2 separate regions of the Homo sapiens genome follow, and region 2 is linked to region 1. The links are chromatin contacts, found by Hi-C or POLR2A ChIA-PET in ENCODE. All regions are on one chromosome and are shown on one strand. The core of a region is the stretch at or near the end of the contact, and the rest is flanking DNA. Distances in the headings are between cores, read along the strand shown. Region 1 has its middle 83 kb from the start of LINC02225. Region 2 overlaps LINC02225 (long intergenic non-protein coding RNA 2225).

Region 1 (3,495 bases), core at 490-2,989:
ATAGGTCCTCTCTCATCCTGAACTCATGTGACCTAGGGCTTCAGCAAAGATGCTGTCCACCTTCACCTTCAGTGAATGTTGACCCAATTTTGGTTCTTGCTGATCCTACTTCTAAACTAGAATTGTTATACCCTTTGGTGATCTGCCAAAGTCAATCTAAAATTCCCAGGGAGTGTTTATAGTTTAGGCTTCACTAATATCCATACCAAACTTCTCTATACAAATTTGTGTGTACTTGACTAAAACCAAGTATTTAAATTATCAGAAAAAGCCTGTTTCAAATAGCTAGGCTCTGTGAGTCCCTCGAATACTGAAGAGGCAGTAATTAGACAAAAGTTAAGCTCCTGGGTATTTATTTGACAGTGTGAACTACAATATCCCTTGGCAGATGAAAACTTCCTGTGAATTTATTCAACGCATTCCTAAATATTATGTACTCCCTAAGTGATATGCATTGTTTCAAATACTAGATATACGGCTGCCAACAAAATACCCAAAATTTTGCCCACATGAAATTTATCTTCTAGTGGGTGGAGAAGACCATCAACAATTTTTGGTGTTCTTACTTGTTAATGCTGCTTAGTAGCTATGAAGAGCCTGCACCAACAAGGTGGGGTTAGGGAAGGGAAACTTCAAATAATGGAACCATTACCAATGATTTTAAAGGTTGCTGTTCCTAGCACTCACTAGCCTACCACCCAAATTCTGAAAAGCCAGGAAACATATTAATCTCCCTATTATGTTGTTTTGAAAATCCTCTATGATAAAACTTTTTGTGTCTTGGTCATTCAAACAGATATAATTTATCAATTAAAGAAGCATCTCAAAAATGAATGAGAAGAATCTTGAGTCCTCTTGGTCTAGTCTTTTGTTAGATCCTTTCTTGATTTTTCAAGTGTTAGAGTCATCCAAAGGTCAATAAAATCTAACTAACTAAAAAGCAGTATCGAACATTTATTTTGATGATTCAAAACAGTGAGAAGGGCCGGGCAAGGTGGCTCACGCCTGTAATCCCAGCACCCTGGGAGGCCGAGGTGGGTGGATCACGAGGTCAGGAGATCAAGACCATCCTGGCCAACATGGTGAAATCCCGTCTCTACTAAAAATACAAAAATTAGCTAGGTGTGGTGGCACATGCCTGTAATCCTAGCTACTCGGGAGGCTGAAGCAGGAGAATCACTTGAACCAGGGAGGTGGAGGTTGCAGTGAGCCGAGATCGTACCACTGAACTCCAGCTTGGTGATAGACCGAGACTCCTCCTCAAAAAAAAAAAAAAAAAAAAAAAAAGTAGTGAGAAGGGTAAAATACCTGAAGGACACAACTTAACAGTGGTACTGGTAAAACCTGTGCAAGCTGATTAATAGACATTTCAACCTCTAGGATGACATGAAATAGCATTTTAAGGCATTATAAGAGAAGATTCAAGTTCCTATATAAGCTCATTCAATTTCATTTTATAGCTCCTGTTTGCTATTTTTCTACAAAACTATTTATATTCTAGAAAAAAACATATTTTTATTCAAGCTCTTTAAGTCAATATGAGTCTAGCTAGACCTGCTGAGTTGGTTCTTTCATAAATTTATGGTAAAAGTTCAATATATATCCTCTAGCTGTACTTCTCTTTTACTATGTATGACTGGAAAGATTCACTCTTATCTTTGAAGAATACACCTCCTACTGATTGGTCTCTTGCTGAGTGCTGTTGACTGCTCTGAAGTTGACCTCATGGTTAGCAATTCATTCTAAGGCAAATGAATCATTTCATCAGCAATAGTCATGCAACTATGAAATCTCAGTGGTGGTTTCCCTGGCCATCTCTGCCAATTACAAATACCAGGGACACTACTTGGCTGACTTCAGTCTTCACATCCAAATAAGGAGAGACAGGTCAGGTTAAAGCTGGACAGGGCTTCTGTGCATTTTATACAAAGGAAATGGGGAGGCTCTGCAGGAATTAGTCCATATGCACCTTTTCAAAGAGGCCTGGCACTACCCCCTCCCCTTCTTCAGTATTCTGTACATTCCTCAAATACAGAATGAACAGAGTGGAGCAAGTTTTACTTACCTCTCCATCTTAAATAACCACTAACATTCTCTCAAGGATCTAGGATATAAACCTGGTGCACTAATTCTCATCACAACAAATTTCTTCTTTACTTTTTCTTAATGCCTTCAGGAATAAGAGAAACCCCATAAATCAGAAAAAGCCTCATCTTTTAAGAACTACTGCTCCTTTAGAGGTGGAATTGTTTGAGTAATTGTATAATGGTGCTTGGCACTTAGTAGGAACTTAACAGATATTTGTTGATTTAATGAATAAGTGAGAAATATTTGTTAGGCTGCAGTTTTAAATGAGTACAGCTGTAGAAGGTCCAAGCTCACCAAGTCCAAGACGAGAGAATGTGGTTGGTTTGCCATTCACATGGCTGGTCTTGGTTTGGGATTTTTGTTACCTGAGGGACAGTCTCTGCTGAAAAAAAAAAACCCTAGCAGAACCAGGCTGCTACTGTGACTGAGATCATTCTTCTGTGTCTACATATTTTATATGCCAAAGGAGAGTACTTCCTTTGCCTGTCTAAGCTCCAAAACTAACCATTCCTGTCTCTAAGCTTGTCAATGCTTTCAACAGCATAGCTTGGAATGGTGCCAAAGAGATCTACAACTAGTTTGTATTCATTTGGAATTTTCAGTACCCATTTTCCAAGATAGACAAGAGATTCACAAATTTTCCGTCTCTGAAAATGCTCCTGTTTCTGCCTTGAAGGGCTGTATCATATCTAGCCTGTAAGAAACAAGAGAGGTCTGTGAAGAACAGCTTGGGGAAAAAAAAGGTGAGAATTGCCTTCCAATGCAGAATTGTATGAAGCAATCTTCACTTTTGAATCACAGTGTGCTTCATGCCAAAATTCAATAGCCACATCGAACATCAATGAGCTGAGTGTGGAATACACCTTTTCCCAAGTGATCTAATGCTTTTCCTAAGTTGACTTTTGAAGTGACACAGACTTCTGTTGCTTCATTTTTAACTTCTTTTCTTTCTTATTTTATATCTAACTTCTAGCTTTGTCCCTCAAAACTGATGTTAGTGCTTCATAAGCCAGAAACAATGGGAAAGAGGCACCTCACCGATACCAAGATGTATGATGTTGCTGTTCAGTTGAAAGGTTCGCAGGAGGTGGAAGTGTAAGTGGACTCAGTGCATGGTGTGTAACATGTTGTGAGAATTTACTCCTCTGCAGCTTTGGTATTAAAGTCTGAAGTATTGTGAATCTGTGCATCACTTGTAAAATCAACAACCATAAAGGCCATTTAAATATCCATAATATCTTTTGTCAGTAGGCAAGCCAATTGCTTATGCAAGAAGTAGATCAATTTAACCTTTTATTTGGCATACATTTTCTCAGTTTTTTTTTTTTTTTTTGGCACAGACCACAATGTTTTTATAATCAACTCTTAGCCAAAGCAGAAATTCATACAATCATATTTTGCTTTCCT
Region 2 (3,495 bases), core at 546-3,045, 73 kb after region 1:
TGATTGCATCTTTTGTTCGCTTTTCAAAGCCAGATCTCGAAATTCCCAAGAATCCTTAAAGTTGGAGACATGTAGCTAATGGAATTCTAGTCAATCCACATATTTATGTGTTTGGAAAGTGGCTGTTATCAGTTCTTCTTAACCATGTGCACTATTGTCAGGGCCCTTCCAGGCAGCCACACCTGACGAAAGCTGTGATTGCCCTAGATTTCCACTAGAGACCTCTAGCTGATCACAGGAGCCTGGAAAGCAGCTCTCATTACTGGGCGTTTCTCTAGAAGCAGCAGAGGATAAGAGTTTGCCAGTTGCCCCTGGGAGAAGGTGGACTTTACCATCAAAGGAAAATAATTCTGTATAATCTTTCTCTCTCTCATTTTTTTTTAAAGCAAATTGAGGCTTATTCAAGTAGGTATATTGTGAAACACTGAAGAGGAAATAATTTCTGTGTCTTAAAGCTATGGCATACAAAAGACAAAATAGAGATTTTTATAGATTGAAAGGCCCCTTCTCTAAGGGGCTGTTCATACTGATATTTGGAGGCCAGCCTCAATTCTCAGTGTTTGAGAGCTTCTCCTGACAGGTATGAGGGAGAATGAGTTTACTCGCAGTCTGAGAGCTTTTAGGCATTATTGTGAAGCTGAACAAAGTGCTCCCTGTGCCCCACCATGCCCCAGCCTTTTACTGCAGCCCCCTATATGTGAAGGATGGTAGCCCTCCGGGTGCATACCACCTTCAATGCCAGGCCTATAGCTGTAATCCCATGCAACAGAAACAGATGGGATACATCTGTAAGGAGAGACTGGTAGATGAAGTTTCACCGTTTTTCCAAAAACGCAAAACACATTAATCTCCATTTGCCTTTGAATAGTCTGCAGTAGAAACAGAGGACCAAAAGGGAAAATAATCTCCCCTCATTTAACCTGTGCCCCTGTGAAAAATTGTGATAGCTTGTATTTCAGAAACTGAGTGTAACTAATTTTGCCCTCTATCCATGGTCTTCACTACACAGCAGCATTAGAAAGAGAATCAAAATCGGATCAGATCAATGAATCTATAAAGCCTTTTTTGGAATGTATTGCCACCACGAGTTGATCAGTTTCTCCAGAGGCCCTCTAATACCCAGTTTTCTCTGGGGCAATTGTAGATCCTTTTGCATTCATTTTTAGGACAAATCTTGTCATTCTTTTAGGTAGACTGTCATTTGTTCATTCATTTATTCATTTGTTTTTCAAATGCCTATGCTGCTCCAGTCGCTGTGATTTGCAAAGAAAACACAAATGATGATATACAGGGCTTGAGTGGGAGTTCCTAACATTGGATCCACAGATTCCTAAAAGTGAACGACTACTTCAAGATGTCTGTAATCCTCCTAAGATGTGTGTGTGCTTTAACTATGAGAAAAATCCAAGATTTAGAACAATCTTTAAAGGGATTGATGTAAAAACTATTGTAGAGGCTGACAGTTACACGAGCAAGTAATCAGAAGACTACATTAGAATTGTCATATAGTAAAGATACAGTATGTACAGTGTCACATGAGGTCACAGGTGGAGTTTTCTCAATTGTCACTGATGACACAGGTCAGTGAAGGCTACAGAGAAGGTAGCATTTGTGTTATATGTGAAGGTTGAGTAGGAAGTGGTGAGATGACTTGAAGGGAGGGTAGACGAAAGTCAGTGTGCTCTGAGGGGCAGTTCACCTCCAGGGTCTGAGGCCACCCTGCAAGTTGGAGCATGATTGGAATTTTCTCTCCTGCAACCTGACAAATGAAGCGCGCTTTGCCATGAGTCAACTGTTACGGGAAAAGGAATTCCACAGGCATGCCCTGACTGACCACAAATGGGCGAGAGCACATGTGAGTACAGAATGCCCAAAGGTTGGTGTGGAATAATCAAAACGATTCAAATGCTTGGTGCTGTACCAGAGTTGTAGGAGGCCTAGCCTCAGCACTGTACTGCTGCTCTCACTCTCCAACCTGCACTGGAGAGGAAGGTCAACTACAGTAGGTGGAGCTCTGCACCAGGTCCAGAAAGCAGACCTTGATTCTGCAGCTGACCATCTTCCTGCTCACTTAATTCCACCAGCCTCCACTTCTGCTTCTGCACTTAACAGTTACATTTATTGAGGACCTCTATATCCCAGCCACCGTACTGGGTGAATTACCTGCCTAGTTTCATTTTATTCTCCTGACACCCTGCAAAGTAATTTTCATTTTCCAAATAGGGAAAATATACTCAGAAAATTAAAATAATGCCAAAGTAGTCATGCTGCTATAATGTGGTGATACCAAGAGAACCACAGTCTCTACTTCAATCTTGATAATTCAACTGGTTTTAAATGTCACCATCTTAAGGCTATTGATTTATCAGTGAAACAAGAGAGGTCAGTGTAATTTAACACGGTTTTGCAGAGCTAGAATACTGCATTGGGCATATATTGCTTATTTGGGAAGTTATAGATGTGAGTTTGTCTACAGGAGTGCCATATTTTGATGGTTAATGATAGTTTAATTTTAAACTTACAGGATACAGGTTAAGATTAAGCTGTTTCTTTCATGTGAGTCTCATCACTGAGATCTGATTCCACCTACAAAGGTAAGAGAATTTGAAGTAAGTAGCAACTAGTCTTCTCAGAATGTTCCAAATTGCAAAAACAAGTCTGGATTTTAATCTGAGAATTATTACTTTATCAGGATCTATCTATAAAATATACCATTTGACCATAACAAAATAAATTATAAGTTGGGTGTTTGTTTTTTTTAAGAAAAAGCACTTGATCAGCCTAATTGATAAATATTGTCTTATTCCATGGTGGGCTGTAGACAACAAAAGCAGCAAGACATTTTTTTCATATGAAGTAAAACTATGGCTTTGCATTTACAAAGAAATGTTCAATTCTTATGCTAGCATTTTAAAATCTTTTCTCATTTAAAAACATATCTAGCATATCATTGAATGTAATACTGAGTAATTTTTCTTTACATATTTTAAATTGCGTATCCAATATATTTTAGTTAACTCTACAGCAAGTGCCATAACCTAAGAAATGAACAGTCAAAAATGCAATCTTTGATAACATCTTTAGCTACTTGAATTATTTTAAATGAAGAGGGGATTTCTATATGTAGAATGCATAAAAAACCTTTAAACTGAGCAATTGTTTGCAGAACTTCATAAATACTAAAGAATTCTGGTCATTGTATTTCTTCCATATTAAAAATACACTGTAGCCATATTAAAAGATACTTCTAGCTGCTGTATTTCCTAACCTGTATATTTAAACTTGAACAGTGTATGCATTCATTATAGCATGTTATAGAACTATCTTTCTAACAAGAATATCGGTTACCAAAAGCCAATTATGATTTTTGGATATTGTGATGTAATGCAGTGAATTGACCTGCTGTTGAGTAAGACTGACTTCAGTAGTAATTCATTTAACTTTAAAATGACACACCCCAAAAGTCCCCGATGATATTGTCAGGTGCTATGCTTT

The links. Hi-C counts contacts between places; a loop is a spot of excess contacts on that map. ChIA-PET counts read pairs that join two places held with the same protein, here RNA polymerase II (POLR2A). Pooled maps may share reads with other maps.
Region 2: a map of PC-9 shows a loop between it and region 1 (5-fold over the local background). The contact joins two enhancer-like sites. A Hi-C loop is called at or near these places in 3 of 168 maps with a recorded cell type or tissue (PC-3, PC-9 and mammary epithelial cell) and 3 of 50 pooled maps. POLR2A ChIA-PET finds 5 or more read pairs at or near these places in 3 of 52 experiments (BJ, HEK293 and RWPE1).

What each region holds. Positions count from the first base shown.
Region 1 is chr5:57,814,517-57,818,011 of GRCh38, forward strand. No RefSeq gene overlaps it. Among named protein-coding and RNA genes, the nearest start is that of LINC02225, 83 kb to the right of the region's middle. Within about 2 kb of position 1,740, at least 4 of the 41 ENCODE cell types and tissues checked have a DNase peak (open chromatin) inside an H3K27ac peak, as active enhancers do; they include PC-3, PC-9 and mammary epithelial cell, where a contact is called at or near this core.
Region 2 is chr5:57,887,841-57,891,335 of GRCh38, forward strand. LINC02225 (long intergenic non-protein coding RNA 2225) reads right to left here. Exons shown (of 3, transcript NR_109900.1): 3 at 2,491-2,586. Among named protein-coding and RNA genes, the nearest start is that of LINC02225, 9.6 kb to the right of the region's middle. Within about 2 kb of position 1,796, at least 6 of the 41 ENCODE cell types and tissues checked have a DNase peak (open chromatin) inside an H3K27ac peak, as active enhancers do; they include PC-3, PC-9 and mammary epithelial cell, where a contact is called at or near this core.